2 separate regions of the Homo sapiens genome follow, and region 2 is linked to region 1. Evidence: chromatin loops called from intact Hi-C (ENCODE). Cell type or tissue: sigmoid colon. All regions are shown on one strand. Each heading gives the region's core, and the rest is flanking DNA. Links, peaks and the distances in the headings are about the cores only. Region 1 holds the start of PDZRN3 (PDZ domain containing ring finger 3). Region 2 has its middle 91 kb from the start of LINC02005.

Evidence for each region. Peaks named below come from ENCODE experiments on the same cell type or tissue, not always from the same donor. Only the 100,000 strongest peaks of a DNase experiment are listed, where the experiment ranks them.
Region 2: it touches region 1 in a loop (4-fold over the local background); 12 of 110 quality-filtered maps call a loop at or near these places.

Annotation. Positions count from the first base shown.
Region 1 is chr3:73,623,249-73,639,293 of GRCh38, reverse strand. PDZRN3 (PDZ domain containing ring finger 3) reads left to right here and starts at 14,353. Exons shown (of 10, transcript NM_015009.3): 1 at 14,353-15,191. The coding sequence starts at 14,469. It overlaps PDZRN3-AS1 (PDZRN3 antisense RNA 1), which reads right to left and starts at 15,726. Exons shown (of 2, transcript NR_046681.1): 1 at 15,329-15,726; 2 at 11,395-13,882. In sigmoid colon, for the core only: no CTCF peak of the experiment used is centred there; no DNase peak of the experiment used is centred there.
Region 2 is chr3:73,710,488-73,726,532 of GRCh38, reverse strand. No RefSeq gene overlaps it. Among named protein-coding and RNA genes, the nearest start is that of LINC02005, 91 kb to the left of the region's middle. In sigmoid colon, for the core only: no CTCF peak of the experiment used is centred there; DNase peaks (open chromatin) are centred at 6,492 and 6,942; H3K4me3 peaks cover 456 bases; H3K27ac peaks cover 572 bases.

The DNA.
Region 1 (16,045 bases), core at 3,869-8,868:
CTATTTCTCCCTGGCTGCTTCTCCCTCATTTTCTAATGAGAAATATGAATGCCTCTCCCCTCAGTCAGTACCATGGTAAGACCCATGTTTGCCTCCTCTACCATAACTGTTGGCTTAGTGCAAAAGTAATTGTGGTTTCCCCTAAAAATTGCTTTCCCCTGAAAATTACAATGGCACATAGTAAGCCAGTCAACAACCATTTACTGAGGGACTTCATGTGTGCCTATGAGTGGTGAACATTATACCAGTAATCACAATATTGCTACATAGGAACATTAGAGGCAACTGTTAGAGTGTTCATTTAGTCAGAGGATCACTGGAGGTTCCCTGAAAAGGTGATGTTGAAGGTGACATGTGAAAGTTAAGTAGGAGATAGCTAAGGGAGAAGGGGGTATGAGCATTTCTGCAAAGGAGACAGCACGTGTGAGTCCCGAGTGATTGGGGGAGGTCCTGGCATGCTTGAGGAGAGTGAGAAGCCCGGCATAGCTGTTTAGGTTGTTCTAACACAGTAATTCTCAACCAGGGGTGACCTTGCTCCCCAAGGTACACTTGGCAATGTCTGGAGACATTTTTTAGTTGTCACAACTAGAAGATGAATTCTGTTGGCATCTAATGGGTAGATGCCAAGCACGCTGCTTATCATCGCACAATGCACAGCACAGATCCCTAAAACAAGGAATTATCAGATCCACAATGTCAATAATGCTGAGGTTGAGGAACTCTTCAACAGAAGCCCACATGCAGAGGCTTAAACAAGATAGATTTACTTTTTAGATTTAACGTCCCAAAAGGGCTGTTTTGACTAATATGGCCAGCTCTAAACTGCCGTAAACCAAGGCTCCTTCTATCATATTGGTCTGCATCTCCTAGGACAGGGGTTGGAAAATTTTTCTGTAAAGGAGCAGATTGGAAATATTTGGCTTTGTAGTTCAGATGGTCTCTTTTGCAACTTCTCAACTCTAACCTTTTACTGTGAAAGTAACCACAGACTATGCCTAAGGGAATGGACATGGCTGTATTCCAGTAAGATTTTATTTACATAAACAGGTAGTGGGATGAGTTTGGCCTGTGGGCTATCGTTTGGACCCCTGCCTTGTCAAATGTGCTTGGTCTGCATGCTAGCCAGTAGGAGGGACAAGAGTTGGAGCAGAGGGTAGGCCTCCTCCCTTTTAAGGAACAACATGGAAGTTTTCTACATCACTTCTGCTTGTGACTTATTGGTCAGAACTCTGAAAGGCTGGAAGTGGTGTAGTTTTTGGATGGGTCATCACAGGCCTAGGGAAAACTCAGCTTGTTTTATTTAAAACACACACACACACACACACACACACACACACACACGGAAGAATGGCTATTGGGGGACAATTGGCAGTGTCTTTAATTGCTGGATGCAGAAGTAGAAGGAACTCAGAATGAGGCTGGCAAAACAGGCAGAGTGAGATCATGCCCAGTCTTAGAAGTGAAATGCAGGATGACAATTTTTCTCTTAAGAGAAATGGGAACCTATTAAACAGCTTTAAGCAGGGGGTGGTTCTGGACCATTTTTCCATTTTAAAAAGACCTTTCTGGCAGCAGTGTGCTGAATAAAATGCAAGGGTCATGCAGGGATGGGGGGTGGGGCTACTTTGAAAAGCATCCATTTTCCAGGAAAGAGAGATGGTGGCTTGAATGAGGATGGTGGCAAAGGAATGAAGTAAATGGATGGGAGAGAGATTTAGAAGGGAGAGTCTATAGCATCCTACAGATTAAACTCCCACTTTGAGATTTAAGGAAAAGCAGCTTTATTCATAATTTTTTTAAGCTAAGAGAAAACTAGGAAATGATCTCTATCAGCACGGTCCACATTGGGGATCTGATTCAGCCTCAGCTGGTCCTTGTCTGCTACTTTTGTCTTTTCCTTCTGGACTCAAATGCCCATTATTTGTCATCTTCTTTGGACAAAAGCCATCCTGATTCTCCCAAGCATGGAACTCCAGGCTTAAGTGACTCAGGATATAGACATAGAGTTCACAAGTCCCAAATGTAATGAGTGGGCAACCCCAGTGCTTGACATAAGCAAAGGGAGGATGTGACATGTGTTTTGAGACTGGCAGGCACCAAGGGAGACAAAAGCCTATGGTGTAATTATGCCAAGCATATAATATGATGCAATCACTTTCTGTCTCCAATATGCCCCTCAGCACTGTGAAAGGGCTTTGAATAGCAGAATGCTCCAGACCTGTGTGTCTGTGCCCTTGGAAGTCTGAGAAAGCCATGGCACCTTCTCTTCTTTCAGTCAACAATGCCATGGGCACTTATTGAACATCTACTCTATGCCAAGGACCATGCTCAATCTTGGGGACACAGAGGTGAATAAGACATGAACTTATGACTTCCTCAAACAAATAGCTCTCCAATTGCTGCCTCCAGTTGGTCCCTGTAAACAAAGGATGAACAAATGTTTTCCTCATTTGTTAAAAACACATTTTTAGTAATGAGGGCATCTTAACTGGCAATCTCAGTTATAGGGTTCCTGCAAAGTTCCTTTCGTTTTTTAGTTAGCATGGTGGACACATTTAGCTTTGAAAGACAATGACGTCTAGTTATTCACTTTCGAGGAATTGCCTGAAAGACTATTGGCACCATTTCTTTTTCTAAAGAGAGAGGACTTCGCGTTCTTTGCATCTTCATTTGTTTCACGTGCTGTCAAAATCGTTATAGTGATTAACTGGCTAATAAACAGAATAATAAATAACTACAAGAGACAGATGATTCACATGTAACTCTGATATGGTCTTTTCTTATCTTTTGTCCTCTAATTCCTTTATGGCAAAATTTGCCAGAAAACTGCTTCTTAATATCACTCCATTTCTCCCTCCATATCTATAGCCCATAACTAGTCATGTGCCACATAATGACATTCCTGCCAACCATGGACTGAATACACAATAATGGTCCCATAGTTTACAATGGAGCTAAAAACTTCCTATAGCCTAGTATTTGCTAAACTGTACTTTTTATTGTCATTCTAGGGTGTACTCCTTCTACATCTTTTTTTCTTTTTTTTTTTTTGTTTGAGACGGAGTCTTGCTCTGTTGCCAGGCTGGAGTGCAGTGGCATGATCTCAGCTCACTGCAACCTCCGCCTCCTGGGTTCAAGCAATTCTCTTGCCTCAGCCTCCCAAGTAGCTGGGAGGCTCATGCCACCACGCCTAGCTAATTTTTGTATTTTTAGTAGAAATGGGGTTTTACCATGTTGGCCAGGATTGTCTTGATCTTTTGACCTCATGATCCACCTGCCTCGGCCTCCCGAAGTGCTGGGACTACAGGTGTGAGCCACCACACCCGGACTCTACTTATTTTTTTAAGTTAACTATAAAACAGCCTCAGGCAAGACCTCCAGGAAGAATTCCAGAAGAAGGCATAGGTATCATAGGAGAGGACAGCTCCAGGCATGTCATTGCACCTGCAGACCTTCCAGTGAGAAAAGATGTAGAGGTGGAAGACAGTGACACTGATGATCCTAACCCTGTGTAGGCCTAGGATAATATGTTTTGTGTCTTGGTTTTTAACAACAAGTCTAAAAGAACAAAAATTTTTAAATTAAAAATAAGAAAAAGCTTATAGAATAAGGATATAAAGAAAGAATATACTTTTGTACAGCTGCATAATGTGTTTGTGTTTTAAGCTATTACGAGTCTAAAAGTTTTAAAAAATTAAAAAGTTTAAAAGTAAAAAAGTTATAGTAAACTAAGATTAACCTATTATTGAAGAAAGAAATTTTTAAAAATTTGGTGTAGCCTAAGTGTACAGTGTTTATAAAGTCTGCAGTAATGTCCTAGGCCTTCAATTCACACACCACTCACTCACTGACTCACCCAGAGCAACTTCCAGTCCTATAAGCTCCAGAGTAAGTGCCTTATACAAGTGTTCCATTTTTCATCTTTTATACTGCATTTTTACTGTATCTTTTTTGTGTTCAGAAACATAAATACTTACCATTGTGTCACAATACATGTTGTACAGGTTTGTAGCCAAAGAACAGTGGACTATACCCTATAGCCTAGGCATGCAGTAGGCCTTACCGTCTAGGTTTGCAAGTACTCTCTATGATGTTTGCACAACAATGAAACTGCCTAATAGTTCTTAGGACGCATCCCCTTTGCTGAGCAACGCTTGATTGTAGATCCCTGGTATCTTTGAGTTCCATGGCTCCAGGGCAGAGCATCTGGGCCTGGGCCTGGTTTGTGGGTGATGGCTTCAGGAAGCATAGGCAATCCCATCCTCCTTACAGCCATTCATTTAGTCTTAATGTTATTCAGCTCAGTGTGTGCCCTGCACTATGCCAAGCACTTTACCTGTGTTTCCATTTAATCTAGCTCAACTCTATGAAGCAGATACTAATAATATCTCCCTTTTACAGAAACTCAAGTGAAATGAGTGACTTGCAAAGGTTGTACAGCCAATAGGTAGTAGAATCAGGATTTGAATGTAGGTTTTTCTCACTCCCAAGTTCATACAGCACTACTGTCTCCTTTAAACAATCTTTTTTTTTCCTTTCGAGACAGGATCTCACTCTGACACCCAGGCTGGAGTTCAGTGGCATGATCATGGCTCACTGCAGCCTCGACCTCCTGGGCTCAGTTGATCCTCCCACCTCAGACTCTTAAGTAGCTGGGACCACAGGTGGGTGCCACCATGCTTGGCTAATTTTTAAAAAATTATCTGTAGAGATAGGGTCTCCCTATATTCCCCAAGCTGATTGTACAATCATTTATTGAGCATCTATTTATTATAAAGTCCATATTAGTCTATTTTGTTACCATGGCCTCAGTAGTCTGAAGTTCTAATCATTTTGTCTTGCCAGAAAAGCAGCATATTCATAGATAGTTGCGGAAACTAAGACAAACTAAGGCACATGTACCAAATCCAGCCCTTTTGAAAATAAAGTTTTATTAGAGCACAGCCACATGTATTCATTTACATATTGTCCATGGGCTGCTTTTGTGCTACAACATCAGATCTGAAGAGTTGTGACAGAGACCACATGGCCCGCAAAGCTGAGAGTATTTACTATCTGGCTCTTTGCAGAAAAAGCCTGCCAACCCTGATGCAGAGCACAATCATACATATTGTTTCTTTGATGAAATTCTTTCTAATGAACAGACTCGTCTTATTCAATGACTCAGGGTTGGTTTAACCATATATACTATTTGCTTAATTCAATGATTTTTTTATCAAATGCCAAAAAACCAAGATAAGAAGTCTATCCATGGGGTGAATTCTGCAAGGAGAAAAAAATGCGTCATTCCCAATTAAAGTATGGAATGTGGAGCATCTTTTGGCTCTGCCCAGAAGATACTCATAAGTCTTTGCTAGTCTCTGGAATTGTGTGCAATTTTCAGACCATCACGCTTCATCCCTGCCTACCCCATTCCATTTGTAAACTGGTTAATCCCCATCATGGCTAGGCAGTTATGACCCTTCTGGAAAAACAAAAACAAAAACAAAAAACATACATTACAAAAGTTAGAAACACTTCCTCTAGTTTAAAGAACCATCAGAAACTTAGAATAGAGGGAAAATCAGTAGGAGCTCTCTGATTCCAGCTTTATCTTCATCTGTAAGCTTACACAACCCACAGATAAATTATAAGTTACTACGAAGATTCCCACCAATGACAAACTGACTCACTGTCCTTCAAGTCCTTTCATCTTTCTGGATTCCACTTCTAAGGCTCTTTATATTCTGTCAAGATGGAGTGTGATGTTTGCCAAAATTACAGAGAGTATGCCAGCATTTGGACACATTTTCCATTTTACCTGTATAGAAAAATATTACCATTGCTGAAGTTTTTTCCACGATTACTTTTTGTCCCTGTAGAAGTTCATAGCCAGCTTTGTGAAACGTTACGTGTCTGTTCTTGTACAACAATGAAAATAGAATGAAAGGTTAAAGTGAACTTTGTTAAAATATAACAAACGATTATCCTAGAAACACCATACCACTGTAGGACCAGTTTTGTTAATATTTTGTTCTGGCTTTTTCATTGCCAAGTGCCAGTTTGATCTGGGTACCAAAACCACAGTCTCAGGACACGATTTCAAAGAACAGGAATGTCACATTTCTCTTGGTTGGCTGACATCTGAAAAATGTTCTGCCTGAAGCCCTCCCAGAAGAAAAGATGTTATTCTTTTGTCATAAAAATGATTAAAAAAAAAAACAGCAACAGAAAAACAAAACAAAACAAAGGGCAAGCCTAATTTTTTAGTACAATCAAATGACATTTAAATGAAAGCATTGTGTGCTATGTATTATGGGCAGGAGGCTCTCCGGAAGTCACTAGTTTTGAGAGCTGCAACACTGCATCATCTGTGTTCAGGTCTGTGTCAGCTGATGTCCCTGCCAAAGCAGTTTATATTTTACTGTAAAGAGGCCCCCTTGGATGAAACACTGAACACAGTTCTGGGTATTTGAGGCTCTAGGCATCAAGAGAAAGTGCTATCATACTGCAGGGTTTCACATGTCAAATCAGTCAGCAATGGGATGGCCCATGGAAGCAGTTTATAATATTCCATTCCTGAAGAGAATGCAATATTTGAGTGTGACCTGTCTCACTTGAAAACAGAAAGTTGAATCTGTACCACCACCCTAAAATAATAATACTCAGCACTTGTGTAAAATCTTCAGGGGGTTCTACATATAAAAATTAGTTAATTAACAATTATTACTGTATGCTACCTAAACATGGATTATTATTATCATAATTTTACAGACCGAGTAAATGAGAGTGCAGTAGAAGGTGCCAGGAGAAAAATTAAAATTAATGAGTTCCTAGATCACAGGCTTGAGCTGCAAGGACTTTAAAGAGCTTGTTTATGTTAAGGAACATACTGTAAATTGATACTTAAATATTGGAAAAGCAGCTTTTCCAAATTAGTTATTAATGAAATTAGTGCTTGTGTGTATTTCTATGTATGTGTACATATACGTATGCCTGTATGTATATATATGTATTTTTATGATTTTATAACTTCCCATGCATTTGTGATGATTAAGTTGTCTTATTTTTGACAGAGGAATTCATGTAATCATAAGTTATACTCTTCAGATGTCATGGCTTGATTTTTTTCACCTTAGGAATAACCAAGTATCTCTGAGGTTTAAGAACCAAAAAGTGTGTTAGGACCAGGAAATATATGGGTAAATTACAAAGCCAATCAACACGTTTATTGAGCGGCCGGTAGGAGCCAAACAACATCCCTGGTCCTGGGGATGCAACACTGACCAACATTACAGATATCTTTTACACTTTCAAACTTTAAGTTCCACTTCAGAAACTGTACCTTTCATGTGATTTAGCTGAAGGAAGAGGGTGATGACTACTGATGACTCTTGTAATAAGACTATAGTGGACATACTTTTTTTGTCTTTCTGGCATCTCTTTGTGGGAAACCCCTCATTCCCTTACCTTCATTTCCTGTGGTCTGGGTGAGAATGTTTCCACTCCCTGGCTCAGGAGTTGGCAGATAACCTAAGGCAGGTCAGGAGTCATGCCTTGAACACTTATTGGAACTATTAGGAAAACAGTGCTCTTTGTGCTAGGGATGATAAGGTAGTGAGATGCAAATATGGACTGCAGAAGGTGTATAACCATGTGGGGAGAGTGCCTGAGAAGGAAGCTAACCCAAGGGAAAGCAGAGCAGATTCTTAATGTGTTCATGTGAGCACCTGGATGCAGCCATGCCTGAAGTCACTTTACTTCCTGGACTTTTTAATGATGTGGCCTATTCTTTCCATTTTAAAAATTCCTATTCACTTTGAATTGGGCTTCAGAAACTTGCAGCCAAAAAGAGTCTGAATGCAATTTAATTCAGTAATCTTTAAACATGCAGCCTTTAGCATGAACAGGAAAATAAACCCTACTTTAATACAAATAATTTTGAAAACAAAAATAGCTTATGAATGTATCTAGACAAATGGAGAATGACACTTGTGTATCTAATAGCCATCAACCCCTTCTTCCTTATTAACAGAACCCTACTACCATTTTTGCACTTTTAGAATAGCTTTATCAAGATGTAATTCATATGCCACAAAATTCACCGTTTTAAAGAGTACAATTCAGTGTTTTTTAGTATATTCACAGAGTTAGGTAACCATTGGCACAATTAATTTTAGAACATTTTCATCATGTGCAAAGAAGAAACCTCTACCCATTAGCAGTCATTCCCCATTTCCCCCTTCCCCAAGCTTTTGCTAAGCCCTAATCTAATTTCTACCTCTACATATTATATATAAATGGAATAATAAACATGTGGTCTCTCATTTGTTCTTTCACTTAGAATAATGTATTCAATATAAATCCATGTTGTAGTATGAATCAGTACTTCATTTCTTTTTATGGTGAATGGTATTCTATTGCATGGATATACAACCTTTTGTTTATACATTCATCAGTTGGTGGATATTTGGATTGGTTCAACTTTTTGGTTATTATGAATAATGCTGCTATGAACATTTGTGTATGAGTTTTGGGGTGAACATGTGTTTTCAGTTCTCTCCATGAGAGGGACTCCTAGGTCATATGGTCACTCAATATTTAACATTCTGAGGAACTGCCAAACTATTTTCCAAAGTGGCTGCCCCATTTTACAATCCCAACAGCAACATGTGGGGATTCCAATTTCTCTGCATCCTTGTCAACACTTGTTACTGTCTCTCTTTTTGTCTTAGGTCGTCATAGTGGATGCAAAAAGTGATATCTTAGGGTAGAACCTATTAATATTCCAGGAAGCAATGTGCCTTTGTAAAAGAGTACATTTCATAAATTCTGTTGCTGCTGAGATGCAAGAGAAGGTAGTTGGGTGGAGCTTCCAGAAAAGCTCCTGAAGGAAGGGGCAGGCCAACCTGATTAAGTTAAGCTACTTCCCCTAGGTTAATCAGGTTGGCCTGCCCCTTCTTCCTCCATTTTTCTGCCTGGAATGGTTGGCTGTGCAGCAGCTATCTCGCTCCATGAAATGAGCATAGACGCCAGGCCCTACAGATGGTGGAGCAGAAAGAGAAAAGAATCCTGAGTCCCTGGTGACCTGGAAGCCACTATACCAGCCTCAGCCTGCTAACAATGGCTCATATTTTTTCACTTGAGAGAGAGATTAATTTCTAACTAGTTTATTCCATGGTTATTTGGATGTTCTGTTATGCTCAGCTAAACAATTTTTTTGTTCCACATGCATGTATGTATGCACGTACATGTATGTTTATAAATACATAGGTATGTATGTGAACATTTATATGTATATATACACATGCATAGTCTATACAAAGCCTACCAATTCGCAACCAGATAGTGATCTACTTATTCATGTGGGAGTTGGCTGTTCATAATTCTGAATTGATTTTGTTATGGGAACAATGTTCTAAATGTTGATAGGTACTCCAACTAGGACACAGAGGCCTATTTAACTCATACTGTGATACATATACCTCATGCTGGTAGTACCAACCCACGCTTAAGAGCTGAGCAGCAGGAACTTACATGGAGCAGGAAGAGGGAACAGTTATTTGTTCAATATTTATTACGTTTCTACTAAGTGTTAAACATGGGGGACAGAACGTGAACACGATTGCCCTACTCTATAATAGAGTGTAATATGTGGCATGGACACTAGACATTGATCAAGCTGTGCTCCTCTGCTGCCCAAAATACTTCAGTGCCAATCAGCACTAGAATCAATTCAATCTCTTTCCTCCACAGGTCCTGCAGGCCCGTGTCCATTTGGTTCTCGCCTACTTTTTACCCTTGTTTGATTCTTCTTCGCTCGGCTTACTCTGCTCCAAGTTCTAGGCACACTCTGTCTAATTCAAATAGACCATGTGCTTGCTTCGAACCTCAGCACTTTCTCTTGTTCTGCCTGGATTGTTCTTCTCCCAGCTATTGCTGGCTCAGTCTCACCCTTCAAGCGACAACTCACACTTCCCCTCCCCAGACAGCCCTATTTCAAATGGGCCCCTTTGATTTTTCTCCAGCATGTAAGCTGCTTTTATGGTGTTGACAGCAGTGATTCTCAAACTTTAAGTGCACACAAATCACTTGGTGATCTTGCTAAAAGGCAGATTCTGATTCAGTAGGTCCAAGGTGCGGCCTGAGATTCTGCACTTTCAACATGCTTCCAGGTTATGCCCATGTTTCTGGTCCCCAGACCACACTTTGAGCAGCACTGTATTAGGGAACTTATCATATTCCATAATCATCTCATTTATTATTCATTTATTGATATCTGCTGTTCCTTATCGTGAAATGAAGGCTTAAGAGGGGAGGGACACTGCTTATTATTTTTGGTAGCCTTTGTAGCCCCAGTGCAAGAACAGCCTCTTCTTTGCATATAATAGCTACTAAATAATTATTAGATAAATTAAGACATTTCAAGTGTGATCATTGTTATACAAGGGTATGTGCTTGGGGCTGTGGAAACTAATCCCATCTGGAGAGTTGGGAAAGGAGAGCCAGACTTTTGCAGACCAGAATTTGCTCAAATTTGTAAGAAGTATTTTCGCAATTCTTGTTCTTCTGCCTAGTGTCCCTACTGTGATAACTCATCCTGACTTACCAAAGTCTTCAAAAGTCTCCAGAATAGAGAACTACCTTCTCTTCTCCCTACCTTTCAACCCATGGCCAAACGAATGTGTCAGGCTCCAGGATGGCTAACATTGGCTATGTTAACAGGCAAGCAGTCTGACCGAAATGTTTCACACTTGTTTTTGTGGATGACTGCTGTACCTTATTACGCTCTGGTGGTACTTTCATTTGGTAAAAGCAGATCCTTATCTAATTGTATAGTGCTATTTTAGCTAGTAGAATACAAATATGTACGCCTGGGGAAGAAAATTTAAAAAACAAATGTAAAAACCCTTGACTTTCTTTTTGTTTGTTTTTTCTAGTACTGAAGCCACAAATTATCCAGACCCTACGAGCAGCTGAGGATTGATAACCAGCAAACATGGAGGGGTGGAGTTCTTATCCATATCATTTGTAAGGGAGTGCCTCCTGAGCTGGAGCTTATGGAGGAGACGCATAATGCTTATGGTGATTAAGAGTGAGGGTTCTGAAATTCTCCTGTTGACATCCCTGACTGGAGGCATACCTTATGTAACCTTATAAGGTACCTACGCCTACTTAGATATCTTATGTAACCTCTATAAACCTCAGTCTCTCCATCTGTAAAACAGGGTGGACAACATATCTACCTCTCTATGTGCAGTGAGGATTAATGAGACAATGAAGGTCAAGTGCTGAGCACAGTGCCTGATACCTAGTAACAGTTCCCAAAAAAGTGGTAGATATTATTATCAACTTCTGATTAAACATGCTGATGGAAAGAACACTAAAAACAGAGTTTAAAATCAGAATGGGATCGTGGTGAATATAGAAATAGTATTTTTATTAGGCTTGGGGCCACATTTTGGTTAGAAAGTGCAGAATCAGATGATAAAAGGAAGGGGTAAGAGCAAGAGGTAGTGGAAGTCGCAAAAATAATTTGCAAAGTGACCAATCCAGCTGTCCACAAGGAATTCATCCATATATAAACACTCAGATGTTTCTGGGACGGTTGAGTAAGTATCTAATCCATGTCAGAAAAATCAGCTACTTTTCTCAGGAGGCCTGCCACACCAAACATTCATCTTCCTACAGTTTTTATTCATGTTTATTGGTATGGTGCCTTGAGTTTTCGATTTATAATAACATCCCTCTCTCACTGTGCAGCATTCACCAGGTGGTTCCACAGCCAGCAGAAAATGTGGGCTGACAGCATTGCCTGACTTCAGTAATGAGCAGAAAGCTTCCTTAAAACTGTGGTTCTCAACCTGGTTGTCACAACAAGGGGTTGTTACTATGTCTATTGGATAGTGGCCAGAGATGCTCCTAAATATCCTGCAATGCAGACGATAACCAACCCCCCACCCCCACACACACCACAACAAATAATTATTTGAATGAAAATGTCAGTAGTACCAAGGTTGAGTAACTCTGCCCTCAACTCCTTTTTCCTAATATTTTTGGCTCTCGTTTCTCCTGTTAAGTTTGGTGACTGAAATAATAGTCTTGCCAGCTCTGACATTGTAGGATTTTTTTTCTAACCTCCAAGAATTTTGATACTAAAATTAACCATTGAGGAGTGGCACAGACTTTCCTTTTGCCTAAAGAGGCCAATCCACAGTAGGCTATGGCTTCTCTGTGGCCTCAGCTGTAGCATTTCAGCAACAACCTCTCAATCTGCCATCTGGGAGACCACCCGAGGGGTGGTAGAACATCTCCAAAAAAGTGTACACCCCAAGTAAGCACTAATTTACATTTATGGTGTAGGACAGAACTTCTCTGTTTCTCAAAACCAGTTTGGTTTGAAGATTATCACCCTGTTGACACTAGCTCATTCTGTGAAACTGACAAGCCCACACACCTTTGGTGAAAGAATTTGTTTCCTACCCATTATCTGAGAGCCCATGAGCAGTTTAATGAATATACTGATGGAGGATTCCCTGGCACAAGCTTATCTGAACAAAGGCCAATAATATTCCACCCCATGCAGAATCCTATCAAAGCAATGCATTAATTGATTAAAGCAATTAAAAGAAAGTCTCCACCTCAAATAGGCAACAAATGCCACCAAAACTGATTAAAGAACACTGTCCAGTGACCTCAACCATGCACTGAAAAATCTAGTGAGTGACAACTTTTTAAAGGTCAGTGTGAAACAAGTAATCCTTATGAACATCAAGGCAATTCTTTCACTCTGATGAAGCAGTTAAATAGTGAAGGTCATGGGGCTTTAGCAGCCACATAAAAGAAAGAAGGAAAGCAATTAGACAAAATGGATGCTGTAATCCCACTTTCCAGGCCCCAGAGTCTCGCTGAATACAGAGCTCCTGCTTTACTGTTCAGAACTCTCCCGCTTCACTGTTCAGAAACTGGAAGCAGATTCCAAATGAGAATTCCATAGCTTGATTCCACTCTCACCAAAAGCTGACTGCGTGTTTCTTAGGAATGTCTATAGCCTTGGGAGGTAAAAATAAAATAAAATAAAATCAATGGATGATGCTATGAACTTTACACCCAGTTTGGAATTCCAAAAATATTCCTCCATTGCTCAGGACTGTTGCTGAATCCTACCCAGCCAGGTTTGCTGTACTGCAGGGAATGAATGTCCAGATCTATGGATCGCCAGGGTTTTCCAATCAAGTGGGAATCCAAGGACCAGCATGGACTAGCAGCATTGGCATCACTTGGAAGTGCTTTCAGTATGGAGATTCTCAGAACCCGCCCCAGACCCACTGTATCAGAACCGCAACCACATTAAAATGTGAGAAACACTGACCTACAGGACCCTACAGGGCACTTTTGTTTTGTTTTGTTTTCTGTTTTGTTTTTATCCTTCTTCTAGCCTGAGTTTCCTCAATGGAAAGATGACAGAGTGTACACACAAAACAAACCAAAACTGAAGGAGGGCAGTTGTTGACATGATCATGGGGGTGATGAGTCTTCTCCCAGTTCTAACTTCTGCAGTCAGCATCGCTTCTTTTGTAATCACGGGAAAATAATTTTCAAATGGAGCTAACCCTCTCACAACATTGTACTAATGATCTTTAAAGCGACGGATTTAGAAGCGCTCAGCACCACGCTTGCCACACTGCAGGGCAGACACTTCAGAGGTGTTAGGTGAAGTGGATGGAGCCAGCACGCTGGCCTCTCCCACTCCGACAGCTGGCGAGCAGCTCTTGTCCACCAAAACTTCCCCGGGTAGATTCACCCACCGGTCCTGGAAACCTGCTAAATCCTGAAGGTTCACAGAACCTCTGGTCAGAACTGAAGTTGCAGCCGGAGCTTCCCGCAGGCTCTGTAACTTTCCCTGGAATGAAATAAATAAATAAAGACCGTAAGTGCTGAGATAGCGGGCCCCAAGATATTTTTAGTCCTCTGCAATCAGCCACTAGAGGAAGGGGGAGGGAGAAGGGAGTAAAAAAGTTTTGATCCGTTCGGGAAGGGGCTCGAAGAGAACCCTTGGGAGAAAGCAGTAGCCTCAGCTCCAAACTCAGCGAGCTTTTCTCGGCTGGCGTTTTGTCTCCTATAGCGTAGACTGTAAGAGAACAGAAAGGAGTTTCCCGAGAAGATTCAGGCTGGCGTCCTGGGCTGGCCCGTCCCTTCTGGCGAGCCTCAGTGTCCTCCCACGCGCTTCTGCCTTCCAGCCTCCTCCCTTTTTCGGGGGGCTGGCGGGAGGCATCCAAGGCACGATGTATGTGCGCTCGCGCTCGCGCAAATACGGCCGGAGGAGTCCTGTTCCTCGGGCATTTTCCGAGGAAGTCTGGATCAATTAGGCTCAGTCCGGGGAGAGCCAGCGAGCGCGCGGGCGGCGTAGCCGGCCTGTCTGGGCCGCCTCGTGGGGAGGGAGGGGGCGCCCGGCCGCCCGGCGGCGACCCCGGGGCCTGGCCGCCACCATGGGCTTCGAGCTGGACCGCTTCGACGGCGACGTGGACCCGGACCTGAAGTGCGCGCTGTGCCACAAGGTCCTGGAGGACCCGCTGACCACGCCGTGCGGCCACGTCTTCTGCGCCGGCTGCGTGCTGCCCTGGGTGGTGCAGGAGGGCAGCTGCCCGGCGCGCTGCCGCGGTCGCCTGTCGGCCAAAGAGCTCAACCACGTCCTGCCGCTCAAGCGCCTTATCCTCAAGCTGGACATCAAGTGCGCGTACGCGACGCGCGGCTGCGGCCGGGTGGTCAAGCTGCAGCAGCTGCCGGAGCACCTCGAGCGCTGCGACTTCGCGCCCGCGCGCTGTCGCCACGCGGGTTGCGGCCAGGTGCTGCTGCGGCGCGACGTGGAGGCGCACATGCGCGACGCCTGCGACGCGCGGCCAGTGGGCCGCTGCCAGGAGGGCTGCGGGCTACCCTTGACGCACGGCGAGCAGCGCGCGGGCGGCCACTGCTGCGCGCGAGCGCTGCGGGCGCACAACGGCGCGCTCCAGGCCCGCCTGGGCGCGCTGCACAAGGCGCTCAAGAAGGAGGCGCTGCGCGCTGGGAAGCGCGAGAAGTCGCTGGTGGCCCAGCTGGCCGCGGCGCAGCTTGAGCTGCAGATGACCGCGCTGCGCTACCAGAAGAAATTCACCGAATACAGCGCGCGCCTCGACTCGCTCAGCCGCTGCGTGGCCGCGCCGCCCGGCGGCAAGGTAGGCGCCTGCTGCCCGCCCCGACCTCCAGCCAGGATCCCTGGGGACCCAGGGCCCCGCCCCATCCCTTTGGGTACAGGGATGCCCCGAGCTTCCCGGGAACATCCTTGCTTCCTCCCTCTTCTTCCACTGCTTACCAGCTGTATCACTACTTGCAGGTCGCTGAACCTGCCTGAGGTGGAACACTGTGGTCCTTTATAGTCTAGACGTAACCGGTAAAGTATAGCTGTACAGCTTCAGGGATTCTGGAAGGACGAAAAAGAATTCACAAGCAAGTGTAGGATAAGAATGAAGAATGCAGCTCCAGAGTCAAAACTGCGTTCAAAGGCTTTGCTGCTCAGACCAGCTAGGGGATCTCGGGCAAGTTGCTTACCCTCTAGAGGTCAGAAACCTATAGACTGACACTTAGGAGAGGAGAGATGGACACATTGGGTGAATTGTATCCGTGCATCCTCTAGGATTCCAGAAAAAAAAATAAAGGGAACCCACAGCCAGTGTAGATTAAGTTAAGAAGGATATCAGAAGAGAGGCCTCTGGGGTAAAAGCTGGATGCAAGCGTGGGCTTTGCAGCCAACTAGCTGGCTGACCTTGAGCAAGCTGCTTAACCTCTCTAAAGTTGGAAACTATGGTCCCTAGAGACGTGGTATACAGAGTAAAAACACAGCCAGGCACCCCTGAGGTATTCATCCAGGGATTTCAGAAAGAATTAAAGGAGCACTCTGCCCCCAACAAGTATAAAGTAATAATTAAGTGTGAGTCCTCTGGAGTTAAAACTGTTTTCAAATCTGGGCTTTTTGCTGACCAGCTGGGTGAGCTTCTGGCTTAATTCCCAGATCCCTCAGTTTCCCTCAGTG
Region 2 (16,045 bases), core at 3,910-8,909, 87 kb before region 1:
TAATTCATATCTATAACAGTCCTTCTTTAAACTTACGAGGATATCAAACTATTTTTTCCTTCACTTACATTATCTTCCCACCTGCCTTTGTTTTACTTCTGGATCTTTTTGGTTGCAAATAACATAATCTACTGAAATGAGTTGAAGCTACAAAAGAAAGAAGATTATAAAGTAACAAGGTAGGAAATACAGTTAGGCTTCCCCAGGAGCTAAATCTGGATCTTTGCAAACACTAGGAATTATAGTAGACCCTGTTTACTGTCTGTGCAGCATTCTCCTCTTCCTCCTCCCTCACAGAGCCCCAGTTTCCCTCCAGCATCCATCCCTCCCCTGGAGGCTCAATGGTCTCTGAGGAAGCTGCACCCATCCCAGCTCCCAGTGTTGAACCTGAGGGATCCAAGCCATTGATTCCTGTTCTAGCAATTGTATTATCCAGAAATGAAGCTCAAAGCTAGTATAATCTATATATTTTATACAATCTACATAATTTCCTAACTATGATATAAAAGATTTTAAACATTTCCTATAATAAGATTATATGCATTCCAATCAGAAAATGCCCAGGCATGACTCCTTTAAAGCACATAATAAATACTAGGAAAGTGGTGTACTTGTAAAAAGAAGCATTGTGAATTTGAGGACTCTGAGTTGACATCATGTTTTCTCAGCCTCAGCACTATTGACATTTTGGGCTAGATAAGTCTTTTTATTGTTGTTGTCGGGGGCTGTCTTATGCATTGTAAGATATATAACAGCATCCCTGGACTCCATCTACTAGACACTAGTAACACACACACATACACACACACACATACACACACATACACACACACACCTCACAACCGAAAATGTCTCCAGACATTGCAAACTGCCTCTGGGGGAAAGATTACCTCTGGCTGACAGCCACTGGTATAGACTGATAGAAGATGTGTTTTTTTGGTAACCGAAATACAACAAATAGTGTGGTTGCCAATTGTATCTTGCAAATCAGTGCTTTATGTTTATATGTAAATCAGTCATATAATGCACTCAAATGGTTATAGAGATATTCCCACCTGCAGATCAAGGAAGAATGTAAAATGGTGCAGCTGCTTTGGAAAACAGTCTAGCAGTTCCTCCGAAGTTTAAAAATAGAGTTGCCATATGATCCAGCAATTCCATTACTAGGTATATACCCAAGAGAAAGGTAAGCATACGTTCACCCAAAACTTTGTATGTGAGTGTCCAAAACAGCAAAAAAGAGAAAACAACTGAAATGCCCATCAATGAAGATTCAATATTCATTATGATGAATGGATAAATAAAATATGGTATCTCCAAACAATGGAACATTGTTCATTCACACTGAACATCTTATTCACACTGAAAAAGAATGAAGTACTGATGCATACTACAACATGGATGAACTTTGAAAACATGCTAACTAAAAGAAGCCAGCCACCAAAGTCCACATATTGTTTCATTTGATTTACAGTCATGTGCTGCTGATGTTTTGGTCAATGACAGACTGTATACACAACAGTAGTCCCATAAGATTACCATACCATATTTTTACAGCTCCAATATAGTTTGTGTATATATATATATATCCCCACCAAATCTCATGTTGAAATGTAATACCCAGTGTTGGAGATGGGGCCCAGTGGGAAGTGTTTGGGTCCTTGGAGTGGATCCCTCATGGCTTGGTGCTCTCCTTGTGATAGTGAGTGAGTTCTCACAAGATCTGGTTGTTTAAGTGTGTGGCACCTCCCCACTTCTCTCTCTTGCTCCTGTTCTGGCCATGTGGCATACCTGCTCCTGCTTTGCCTTCTGCCACGAGTAAAATCTCCTTGAGACCTCCCCAGAAATCAAGTAGATGCCAGAGCTATGTTTCCTGTGCTGGCTGCAGAAACATGAGACAAAGGAACCTCTTTTATTTATAAATTACTCAGCCTCAGGTACTTCTTTAGAGCAATGCAAGAACAGCCTAACACAGGTACTTCTTCTATGTTTACATATGTTTAGATACATAAATACTTTTGTGTAACAATTGCTTACAGTACTCACTACAGTCACATGTTGTACAGATTTGTAGCCTAAGAGCAACAAACTATACTATATATCGCAGGTATGTAGTAGGCCATACCATCTAGGTTAGTATAAGTACACACTATGATGTTACACAACAATAAAACTTCATAACAACACATTTCTCAGAAAGTATTGCCATTGTTAAGTGACACCTGACTGTATATCAAAAATCCAGACTAGGACAATCTATAGAGGCAGGAGGTAGATTAGAGATTTCCTAGGACTGAGAGTGGGAGATTGAGTGATTGCTATGAGTATGGGTTTTTTGGGAAGAGAGAAAGATGAAAATGTTCTAAAATTGATCATAGTGATAGTTGTAAAACTCCTTGAATAATGTAAAAAACATTAAACTGTGTACTTTAAATAGGTGAGTTCTATGGTATGTAAATTATATCTCAATAAAGGTCTTTTTTTAATATCCTGCAGGTCAGAGGACAGTTTCGTACTGTGTGAGACTATATTGTCATCTTCTTTATGCTTTGCAAGACATTTAACTTCTATTCCACCTGTTCTCTCAAATCATTGTGACAACAACAGCCCCTTACATTTCCTCACAGTGCTAGTTTCAGCCCCATGGAGAATCAGGAACCACTCACTGGTCTAAGCCGTTTCTCTAAATCAGTTCTTTCTTGCCAGTGATTGGTTGAGAAATTCGGATTTAAGCCAATCAGTAAATATGTTTAGCAGGGTGCCCACATGACTTGTGTTGGCCCAATCAGAACAAAGAAAAGACTTTTAGCCAGCGATTTTGGGGAGCCTCACTTTCTCTCTCCCTGACTGGGTTTGAATAAACACACAAATGCTTCTGATTGCTCCTGACAGCCACTTTGAGATGAAGAGTAAAACCAGCTGTAGAATCAAGCCAATGGTGTGGATGGTAAGGCAGAAAGAATCTGAGTTCATTGCTGAACTGCTGAATTAACCAACCCTACAGCCCAGGCTACCTTTTGATTTCCTGTTTTGTGAAATAATAAAATTCTTTATTGTTTTAACCACTTTGAGATCTGTTCTCTGTGAAATAGAAACCAAAGTGGACAGAGGATAGGGAGTGAGATTTGCTACTACCCTACAACAAGTTGAAGTCCCAGGATATCTGTTCATTCCTGGCAAGATTTCCAACTCTGCCAAGGAAGCACAGGAAGTGGAATCAATCCCATTCTAGAGGAAGCAACATATCAAAGAGCATGTTTTGGGACCCCAACTTTAAAATTAGGGTTCAAGTCAAGGCCCAGACCTAAAATGGGAAATTGGCAGACCAGGCTGTGTAAAGGGCTATGGTAAAGGGAAAACTAATGAAAAGATTCAGCTACAATGATACCCAGAGCTCATCTCTGCCATTTTTAGAGTTTCCTATTGCTTGTAGGTATTCTCAAGCTTGCTTTTTATTGATGTAAATACTCTGAATTCATTGTTTTATAATTTTGTATTGATGAGTCCAATATCTGAAGTCTTCATTGTTTTTGCTCTCTGTTGTCCCTGCTGGTTCTCACTCTCAACTCTCACTCTTGTTGCCTTATTTCCTTGTTTCCTTATGTGCTTGATTATTTTTAACTGTATGTTGGTCATTGTCCTTAAGTATTTGAGGGGATTCTATGTGACTTAAGTTGAAGTGACTTCCTCTGGAGATAATTTGAGTTTGCCTCTAGCACATACCTAGATACATAGGCAGTCCAGGACAACTTTAATGTAAATTCCTGAGTTGAGATCATGATGAACTTCACAAACGAGGAACACATTATCAGTACCAGCATCAGCCTTATTCCTACCATTATTGAGCATTCTGTGCATGTATTATCTAAGCTATTGGTCCTCAACCTTTTTGACACCAGGGAATAGTTTCATGGAAGACAGTTTTTTCCATGGACCAGGGAAGAGTTGGGGGAGATGGTTTAGGGATGAAACTCTTCCACCTCAGATCATCAGGCATTAGTTAGATTATCATAAGGGGCACTTTATCTACAACCCTCACATGCACAGTTCACAATAGAGTTCACACTCCTATGAGAATCTAATGCCACCACTGATCTGACAGGAGGTGGAGCTCAGACAGTAACGCTCACTCGCCTGCTGCTCACCTGCTGCTATGCAGCCTGGTTCCTAATAGGCCTGTGTATAGGTCTGCAGCCTGGAGGTTGGGGACCCCTGATCTAATTACTTCACTGCTTCCTCACACTTGAACTTCACAGAAACTATGATGCAAGTATCAAAATAACCTGCATAATACAGAAAGAAAATGAGGGCACAGTATATTAAGTAATTAACCTGAAGTCATATAACCAGCTATTGGTAGAGATATAAAAGACCTATAACCTAAAGTCCTATATGCCATGACCTACTTACTAAGCTATAAGTACTTAATAAATGTATGTTGATGATGTTCATCGCTGTAAAACTATTATTCCTGTGAGTGTAGAAAGGAAATAGAAATAAGATACAAGCTTGGCTGGATTAAAGTTTTGAGATGAAGTCCTCCAATCTCCATTTTTCTCCACACTACGTAGATGAACTGAGTATGCCTGGTAGTGAAACACCAGGCAAAGTTTGAAGATGCAGTCAAATGTTATGCATAAAACAGTAGACCAATGCCAACTCCTTAAAAGAATAGACATCTGAGAATCACAACTACCACTGAACTCACAATTAAGTTTAAAATTATTTTACAGGAAGAGGAAGCTTTGCAGAGGCACTGTCAGTAGCAGCCTGAATAAGTTATCCAAGAAAAAAATTGGAGAGAAATTTCTTGGAGTTTCCTGCTATCATTAAGCTAGAGATTCAGTACGAATTGAGGGTTCCCAAGGGCAATTTTCTGAAAGGGCATAGGCACTTTATCCTCCTCTGCTAGCCAGATTCTTATTGCCTGTTCTTGGGACCCTGCCATCAAGTGTTCTGGAGGCCACCAGGGCAGATGATGAGGCCACAGAGCCAGGTGATCTGAAACATTGCCACTGCCCTAGGTTGTGCTTTTCCTCATTATTCACCTGGACAATTGAAATTGAGTCCAGACTGGACTCCAGCCTCTAGTTGTCTGCAAGTACCTTAAGAGCAGGAATTACTGATCTTTACTCATTAGTGCCCAGTACAGTGATGGCACATTTGCCCGCTGGTTCAGCAGCAATTACTTCTTGAACATCTACTCTCCGCTAGTCACTGAGGATACAATGGTGAACAAAAACTTGCGTGGTACATGCTCTTATGGGGTGCATGGTCTAGGGAGGAGCATATAGTTGCCAAATAATAAAAGCCAAATGCATAATTACAAACTCTCTTATAAACGTGATGAAGGAAGGGAACTGAGGACACTGAAAATCTGATCTATTCTGGGGGTACAGGGGAACCTCTGAGAGAAAATGGCATTCAGGTTAAGTTAGGAAGAGTATAGTTTATTCGAGTAAAGAGGGAAAAAACAGAGACGAAGAGAACTATAGTTGCAAAGGCCCTGTAGTCAGAGGAGTAGAGCATAGATAACCCAATAAAACTTGAATGTATAAATTAATGATTGAGTGACTCAGAATAACAACTAACATTTCTATGGTACTTACCATGTGCCAGGAATTATTCTAGCGTTTAATTTATACCAACTCATTTAACCTCCACAACAACCCTATGTGATAGGTATTATTTTTGTCTCCATTTTGAAAATGGGGAAACTGAATTACAGAGAAAATATGTAACTTGTGAAAGTTGAACAATTATCAAACTGTGCAACTGGGATTTGGACCCAGGAATCTGGGCTGAAGCAGATAACTAGGGCTTCTCTGGTGATCTATGAAATCCCTGGAATAACATGTTATTAAATAGAGCAAATATGGTGGCCTGAAACAGGGAACATCAGTTCTAAAATTGAGTCTACGAGATCCAGGAGCAAAGTTTTTTGAAAGATGTGAGCTACTCAAAGGAATATGGAATAAGAAGAAGAATGCAATGGAATTAAACATGCTTGAAGGTTTTAAAAACTCAATTAAAAATGCCATTGTAAAAGAAAAAAATGTTAAATTCTATAAATTTGCAATAAAAATAGTAGAGAATAAGAAAACAAATACTAACTTCATCAAACTTTGGAGTGAAAATATTTACATAATCAGCATTGTTTCTTTTGAATATCTTTCCCATGCGCGTACTCTAAATATTATGAACATCATTTCTTCTTGTAATTTTTTCCTCCCTCTGTCATCTATAAATGGACCCTGCTTAACATTTTATATCCAAGTGCTAGAAGCATTGAGAATTGGGAAGCCCTGGAAAACCCCTTATTTCTCCACAGTAAGGATGTACTCATGAGCTCTGCTAGGAAATTCATTCTGGTTGTCAGCTGAGACTTTATTTCCTCTCTGATGCTCATATTTGCATGAATCCAAAATCCAAATTAAGTCATAGGTCGTGGGACTATGCAGGCAGGCAGCCAGCAGCTCTGCCAATGCCAGTTACCTTCATAAAACCAAGACGTCTTTTATTATCCGAGGATCCTCCGAGTGAGGCTTGCCCTTTCCACTGAAGTTTTCAGCAAGTTAAGTCCAGGGTACTTAGAGCTGCTTGTTTACTTTAAAATTTCCTCTCTTGCTCTCTCTCTCTGTCTCTCTTAACCCGCGACCCTTTTTCTCTCTCTTGTCTCTCTGTTTGTCTCTTTCTGGTTTTCTTTTTTCCTTTCCAGCTTCTTTGCTCCTCTTGGCTACTCTTGAGAGCAAGCATTGGCAGGCAATGAATCAAAGTGGGCTATTTTTGCTCTCGCTGTGAGGATGTTTACAACATATTGAAAACTCGGCTTTGTAGTTTAACGTCATTTTCAGTATATTTTCAGAAAATCTGACTGGCTTCCAAGTTCAGTAGATGACTGTGAAACCCACAGAGGGCCTTATGTACCTCATACCTTACCTTAGGCGGCTGCCCTGACTCTTAACGGCTCACATTGCATCAAATATGGCCCCACATGTGTAGAAATGGAAAGATGGGCATGCTGACCAAATTTATTTCCTAACAATGCTGATTTCATAAACAGTAGCTCAAAGTTGTGAAACAAGAAATTTAAAACTAGCTGTGTACAACAAGAAATTCTATGAACACTCTATCTCTGGCCTAATTAAGCTATTTTTCCTTCCCACCCAACCAAGCTGCCCCCAAATGTTTTGGATACATGTACCATCCCATTAGAATATAGTTAATCTTGAATATATTTCACCATGAAATATGAACATAGTAATTAGAGAATTTTCCATTCAACATCCCCTATCATATTCCTAGCATATTGGAGTCTGTTAGAATAGCATTTAACTGTTTTCATATGGGCTTCAGCAGACATCCTGGAAGATTTGAAATAGCCAATAAATTCAACACAATGAAACCTAGTCAAACTTCTATCCTTTTCCTTCCTTTCTTTTCTTTTTTTTCTCTCTCTCTCTTTCTTTCTTTCTTTCTTTCCAACTCCAGGTTCTAAATAAAATAAGATTAAGGTTGACCTAATTTTCTAAGAGCCGCCTGCTGATTTATCAGCTGATAGCATGTCTGAGGTATTCAAGCCAATTAAACTGGTTCACAAAGTATTGCTCAGTGGGTAAATATGAGGTAGAAACATCCAGGAGGTCTTCTTTTTATCTGATGCTGAAATCAGAGGTCTGGACAGGCTAATTGGTGTTTGTAAGGGTGGTGGGGAAATAGCCCACTGGTGTTCACTAAAAACTGTACTAATAACTCATTAACAGAAACCTCAAGCAGAGACACTCACATGTGGACAGTGCAGATAGAGTGGGGCTGAAATCGAGCTGGCCTGCTTTCTTGGACCAAGGCTAACTTTCCACTGAGGTTTTGATCCGTAGCACTGTATTAAGTCCTTGTTTGTGAGTGACTTCTATTGTCTAGGTACTTTGCAGGCTCACACCAGGCAACACTGGGCCTGTTGTTCCAATCCACTTTGAGATTCTGTAATTTAAACAGCACAGAGCGTGGGCCAGCCCCGAGAGTTATAACCTAGTTTAACTGGATTTAGAAAACTGGTTAAACTAGGCTACAACTCCCTTGGTCTTGAACCTGCAGTTTTGGTTTTGGTTTTGTTTTTCTTTCCCTTCTGTTCAGAGTATAAGTTCACTTGCTTTAGAAAAATGGAAACAATAAGAAAATGGAAAATGACAAATATGCTGGGGAATTTATTTGAACTGGCACAGTAGTCTTACCTATAACAAAGAAATTCTTTAAACTTCTAGCATTTGCTAATGACACTGGCCAGCACTATACCATAACTGCTTAAGATCTGACTTTCCCACTAGACCAGTGGTTCTCAAACTCCACCCCACATCTGTGCTGTCAGGAGGTCCTGTTAAGATGCAGACAGATGCCCCACTCATGGTGTTGCTATTTCAGTAGGTCCAGATGGGATCTGAGAATTTGTCTTTCTAATAAATTCCCACATGATGCCAATGCTGATGGCCCAAGGAGAACATGTCAAGAATGACCGCACAAGACTGGCAACTCCTCGAGGGCAGGAATAGTCTCATTTGTCCCAGTATTCATAGCACCTAGTGCTGTGTCTGTTACACATCCATATTCTAATAAATGACTGTAGCTATTTATCTAAGTAGTATTCAATATCTACAATTTGTCAGAAATTGTTCTAAACACTAGAAATTCCACAGTGAACAAGACAAAGATGTCCCATGTCCTCAGAGAGTTTCCATTCTAGTGGTGCAGCCAAGTAGGAAACAAAGAAATTTATAAAGTCATGTCAGTTTGTGCTAAGTGCTATGAAGGAATTCAAAGCAGGACAAGAGGACAGAGAACAATGGAGGCAGGAGGCACTGTTAGATGGGGTGTCAGGGAAGGCCTCTCTGAGGAGGAGACATGTGCAGAACACTGAATGAAACGAGTGAGCAAGTCATGTGAAGATCTAGTGGAGGAAGATTTCAGGTGGAGGTAGAGCAAGTGCAAAGGCCCTGAGACAGGAGTAGGATTGGTGATGTGGTTTTGCTGTGTCCCCACCCAAATCTCACTTTGAATTGTAGTTCCCATAATCCCCATGTGTTGTGGGAGGGACCCAGTGGGAGGTAAGGAATCATTGGATTTGGCAAAATGGAGGCCCTTGGTGACTGTATTAGTTCACTTTCATGCTGCTGATAAAGACTGGGAAGAGAAAGAGGCTTAATTGGACTTACAGTTCCACATGGCTGGGGAGGCCTCAGAATCATGGCAGGAGGCAAAAGGCACTTCTTAAACATCATAGCGGCAAGAGAAAATGAGAGAAGTGCGAAAGCAGAAACCTCTGAGACTTATTCATTACCACAAGAACAGTACAGAGGAATCTGCCCCCGTGATTCAAATTATCTCCCACCAGGTCCCTCCCACAACACATGGGAATTATGGGAATTATGGGAGTACAGTTCAAGATGAGATTTGGGTGGGGACACAGAGCCAACCCATATCAGTGACCTTGACAAAAGCAGTTTCAGTGAAGTGGTGGAGATGAAAACCTGATTGGAATGAGTTAGGAAAGAATGGTACATGGAGAAGGAAGGACAGTGAGTAGACATAACTATCCCAGTGAACATATTTTATAAAGAAGAGCAGAGAAATGGGACAGTGGTAGGACATGGAAGTGGAGACTTGGGAGGTTTTTCAAGAAGGAAGATTGCTTATCCTGTTTGTAAGCTGGTAGAGACAATCCAGAAGAGAGCGAGAAATGGATTATGTAGGAAAGAGCAGTGTCAACTGCAGGAGTGAAGTGTGTGAGTAGATGAGAAAAGAAGAGACCCAGTACACAGAGAATGAGAATGCAGATGCAGTACATGTTCAGAGGTGATTGGGAAGATGGGCAAACTCTCTTCCACCCAGGATTAGGGAAACACAAAGCTTTAATAAACATGAGTCACCTAGATGAGTAAGCGAATAAACCAACTAAGGATATGTAATCAAGTTGCAGAACTACACTCTTTCCCACTTGATATGGTGTCTGTAAATGTAATGTGGAACCCATCAGCAGCGTTTCCTCACATCACATTTCCTTGCTGGGGATCAAGCATGGAGCAGGCAGAGGGTTGGGTTGAGGATATAACTAGGGATGGGATGTGCCAGGGCAAGAAATTTGCAGGTATATGGAAGACAAGAATAAGAATGTTAGACTTCGGACTCTCACCTGGGCAAATGGGGAAAAGATATGAGAGGTGTCTCAGAAGAAGACAAAGTGGTAGAATCAATGGCTAGACGTCTTGAAGGAATGGATGGAATTATTGTGCTGGGAAAATGATTTGGAAGGATAGGAGGAAGTATATTTCTTGATAAGTGTAGTTCTGGGCTGATTGAGGTAGATAGAAGAAAAGATTATTGGAAGTGATGAAGTTAATGAACAGAGAGGCTAGTGGGTTGGCTTGATCATAGAGCTGACAGATTGAAGCCAAAAGCCACCATTGAGCCATGGTGGCTCATGTCTGTCATCCCAAAACGTTGGGAGGCCAAGGCAGGTGGATCACTTGAGCCTAGGAGTTTGAGACTAGTCTGGGCAACATAGCAAACCCCCTCTCTACCAAAAAATAAAAACATTAGCCAGGAGTGGTAGTACATACCTGTAGTGCCAGCTACCCAGGAGGTTCTGCTGGGAGGATCACCTGAGCCATAGGAGGTCGAAGCTGCAATGAGCCCTGATTGTGCCACTGCACTCCAGCCTGGGTGACAGAGTGAGACCCTGTCTCAAAAAGAAAACATGAAAAAGAGCAAATAACTCAAAGCAACGAGAAGTTACCATTCTATGTAGAACCCCTAATCACCTACAATTTCAAAGTTGTGTACAAAACATAAAGAAGCATACAAATGTCAAGATAAATAATGTTTGTGACATAATCTACTTTACAAACAACGCACTTGTTGCACAAAGCCAAACTTACCCATAAAATAAATGCAATTTGGAGGGTTTTTGTTATTTAATTCAAGTCCAAATCATTATATGACTATAATGTTTATAGCCCAAAGAGAAACCTGGATGAGTGAATTTTATGATTCGGAATAATACTGTTAAACTAAGAGTTAGATAGATTATTGCAGGTAATTCCCTGTGGCCTCAACAGCAGCAGTATTTGGGTAGCTCTATACAACTTGTTTGCATTCGTTTATTTAATTCTTTTAATAAACCTACGGAGTTCCAGAAATAGGTGATAAATAAGATCAATCTCTCCAGTCTGGAATTTCACAGTTTCATGTCTTTTATGTATGCTGTGACTCTTTTTTTTTTTTTTTTTTTTTTTTTTTTTTTGAGACAGAGTCTCACTCTGTCACCCAGGCTGGAGTGCAGTGGCGCAATCTCAGCTCACTGCAAGCTCCGCCTCCCAGGTTCACGCCATTCTCCCACCTCAGCCTCCCGAGTAGCCAGGACTACAGGCGCCCACCACCACACCTGGCTAATTTTTTGTATTTTTAGTAGAGATGGAGTTTCACCATGTTAGCCAGGATGGTCTCCATCTCCTGATCTCGTGATCCACCCGCCTCGGCCTCCCAAAGTGCTGGGATTATAACCAACTTCACTGTACTTTTAACCTTGGCTCTTGAAATATCAGGGCTAAATGTGTGGCCTACCATGAAAATGTACAGAACTTCCCAGCAGATGCTTTGCAGACTAATATATTTTTTTCCTCTCTTTTGCTCCCTTATCTTGTTTTCTTCGACTATTTTTTAAACTCTTGATTTTACAGTTGTATGTACCTCTGTAAACATCTTTAAGTTCTTCATGAAACAGATTTAAGAATAAATGAATAAGTAAATAAATAGCATAAGGCACTGTACTATTGACTTTAGTAAAACTGGCTTTAGTTTCTTAAAAATTGACACATTAGCTCAGGTAACTGGAAAACTCTAGGGCTGGACTTTAGGCATAACTGGATCTAGGTACTTAAGTAATGTTGTCACAAATCTGCCACTGTTCATTTCTGAACTCTGCTTTCTTCTGTTAAAGCATTAATTCCAGACACGAACTCAAAAAGTAGGGCAAAGAGATATACTAGAAATTTCTAGCAATCTCAATAGAAAAAAAGTACTCCTATTTCCCCATCAGTACCTTGGTGGAGTCAATAGACATTTCCAAAGCAATCCCTGTTGCTAGGGTAATGCCATGTTCTATTCAGATAAGTCTGGGCCACACATCCATCCCTGGGGCAGAATAATATTAGCCCAACCAAAATCACATGGATTAAGAGATGGAGAAAGGATAGTTTCCATTAAGGAAAATTAGAGTGCTGTGCCAAAGAAGGCAGATTGGATCATTCGCAAGATGAAACCACAGATGTCACCACTCCAAACTTACAATCTAGTTGGGAAGACAGGTCGTGGGTACCAGAAATGAAGTGAGGCAGTGCATACACGATATACGAAAAGAATGGTTCAGCCATGATGCATATCGCACGACAACAGATGAGGAGGAGGTCATTTTGAATGAGACACGTCAATCATTCAAATATCATTTCCTGAGGACATTCTATGTGCCAGCCTCGGTCCTAGCTGCTTGGAATACATCCATGAGCAGAACAGAGATTCCTGCCCTTCTAGAACTGACATTCCAGATAGTAAACCACAGATGTAAAAACAACTGTAGAGTTTATTAGAAGGCAATAAGTACTGTGAAAAATGGGAAAAGATGGAGTAAAGTAAGGATGATTGGAGGTGCTGCAATATTAGAGTAGGCCTCATTGAGAAGGTGACATGTGAGTCAACACTGAAGGAGCTGAATGAGCCATGTGAATATCTGGAGGAAGGGCATTCCAGGCAGAGGGACCAGCCAAGGCAAAGGCTCTGCAGCCTCAGTGAACCTAGAATATTCCAGCAACAGCACAGAGGTCAGTGTAGCTGGGCTGGTGCGAACAAAGGTGAGAGTTGAAAGACATCAGGTTGGGGAGATGATGGTGGGGAAGTGGGAAGTGGAGCCGACGTGGTTGGGTCTTCCTGGCCTTTCTACACACTTAGACTCTTAGTGAAATGAGAGCCATTGCAGGGTCTGGCAGAGGAGTGACCTCTTTTGACGTACATTTTTAAAGGATCACTCTGGCTGCTGTGTAGAGGACAGGCTGTAGCAGGAAAAGAATAGAAGCAGGTACAACCATTAGGAGGCAATTGCATCAATCCCAGAGCCAGTTGATAGTAGCTGGGACCTGAGTAATAGCTGTTGGAAGCGGGTTTGAGCCAGATTCTGAATAAGTGTTGAAGGTAGAGCCCACAGGATTTCCACTTCCTATGGCTCTACCTTCCACCTCCACTAGCTCATGTGCTTTAAGAAATGGGCAGGATTTACAAGAAGAGAAAGAAAAAAAACATTCCAAACTAAATGAAATAGAAAAGCAAAGCAGAAAGAAAGAAAACACAATTAATTAACAGGCCATTGTAAATAGAAAATTTGACTAGAGTGGAGAACTAATATAGGGAAGCCATGGAAGGTCAGTTTAGAGTCAGATATTATAATAGATGTCTTCAGTGTGGGTTAAGAACTTCTGACATCATCCTGTCCTCAGTGAGAAATATTGCAATGTTTTGGGAAAAATAACAAGACAGAATGTTAAGGCTTAGGGAAATGAGTTAGACTCTGGGAAGCATTTTGAGGGTGAGTTTCTGGTGGCAGCGAGATTTCTCACAGAACTTCTAACAAAACAAGTGCTTTAACCAAAGCGAGGCAGCATTTTGTAGGGAGTAAGAGAACAGGTTTTAGCATCAGACAAACATGGGTGGGATGCTGACTCCATTCTGTTGACCATGGTCAAATTATTTGGCCTCTCTGGGCCTCCATTTGCTAATCTGTAAAATGGACATAACTGTATCTAATTCAAAGGGTTACCATGGGCATCAAATGACACCGTGAGTGTTCAAGTGTTTTGTCCAATACCTGGCACCAAGTAAGCACTCAAAAAAAACTATTCATGACTATTTTTACAGTAACAACTTTAAATTCAAATGAAGTTGAAGGAATTAATAAATGTAAGGAGAATGAGGGAAATAGAAAATCACTGTTAGAACATCACAGTAATAATTAAGACAGGCAAGATCCACTGATGGATGCTAAAATTAGTGGGCAACAAAACGATACAATGGCATATCTGTAGAATCTCAAAGTATCTTCCTTAAGACACTTATTAATTACAAAGGAGAAAGTATTAACTTGAGAGCAGAGGAACCCAGAAGACATATTATCCAAGTAATTAAGACGAACATGATCATTGTTTCAGGCTGGAGGCAAGGAGATATAATAGCTAAATGTACTTTGGGATCCTGGAGCTGAAAAAACAGATATTACTGGGAAAACTGATGAAATATGAATAAAGTCTGTTGTTTAGTTCATGGTATTATACTTAGATTACCTTCTCAGTTGTGATAATGGTACAATGGTTGTGTATGGTGTTAATATTAAGGGAAGCTGGGTGATGAATGCATGGGAATCTTCTGTACTAGTTTTGAACTTTTCTGTAAGACTGAAATTATTTTTAAACAACTTTTCAAATGGCATGGAAATTATCTTTGAAAGGTATCACGAAAGGAGGCATCCACAGTGCTTAATGGGTTGGCTTTGAGGAATGAAGGAGTTGGTGGGTCAAAGCCACCTTGAAGACTGTTCCTTGAGATATTGTGGTGCAGGATCCAGGATTAGGAAGCCTTTAGTGAGGAGCTGCTTGTGTGAGTGTGAGCATGGGATAGTGGAGTGTGTGTGTGGGGGGGTGTTGGAGAGGCGGTAATCACTCTTACTTTAGACATGTATGCAGAAGTTTTCCAGGCTGCTGGATAATGGAAGCATGAGATGAGAGTAAAAAAGACACAAGGCAGAGAAATCAGGTTAGAACCAAATGAGAGAAAATAATAAAAGACAATTGTAAAGACAAGATCCTCAAAAAAGAGGGCTTAGAAAGGTATGAGGAGACCTCAGTGGACAACTGAACATTATGACTTTCCATATAACAATTAAAGAAAAACCAAAGAATGACAGAGATGAAGTCAGAGAGGGAAAGAGAATCAAGCTGACGTAGCATCACAGGAACCAAGAGAGGAGACTGCTACATGGTCAAGCCAACCTTGACCAATGCTGTTGTCATACCAGGTAGGAAAAGGACTCAGAGAAAGAGTAAGAAGCAAGAGGTGATTTTCAAGACCATTTCATTAGACCAAAGTACACAGAGGGTGGATGTCAAATGGGGTAAGAGGTGATAAGTTGAAGGTGGTGTGCCCTTAAGGTCTGGAAGCCACAAGTATGGCCCTAATTAGATCCTCAGACTTAGAGGGAACTAGCAAATTAGATATTCTTTCGTTCACTCATTGAGTACATATCTGAGTGCCCACTATGTGCTTGCAGCTTTCCAGAGGAAGTGAAGCAGATATACAATGATCGCTTCCTCTGGAAAGCTTCAATCCTAGTACAGTCATCCCTTGGTATCTGAGGGGGAGTAGTTTCAGAACCTCCCTCAGATACCGAAATCCATGGATGTTCAAGTTCCTAATTTAAAATGATATATTATTTGCATGTAACACATGCACATTCTCCCATATACTTGAAATCATCTCTAGATTATTTGTAATACCTAATACAACGCAAATGCTATGTAAATAGTTATTATACTATATTGTTTAGGGTATAATGGCAAAGAAAAAAGTCTGTACATGTTCAGCACAGATGCAGTTTTTTTTTTCCCCAAAATATGCTGGATGACAGTTAGTTGAATTCATGGGTACAAAACCCACAGATATGGAGGGCCAACTGTATATTCTGCACACTGACATTCAAACTCCTCAGTAACACAGTAAGCTTTGAATTTTGTTTCTGAAAGAGACTAAGAATAACCTGGATGAGTTAGCAGTAAGACATCTTTTTAACTCAGCACTAGGAGTTTGATCGAGATGGCAATGACTTATGTGATTAAGGCTTTGAACATTTGATCCACAGTTCAATCTCTGAGGTGCAACTTGTTTTGTTCCTGGGTTTGAGGAAATCTCCTCCTTTGTTCTCCCACAGAACACAAAGCCCATGACACTATGCTTAGTA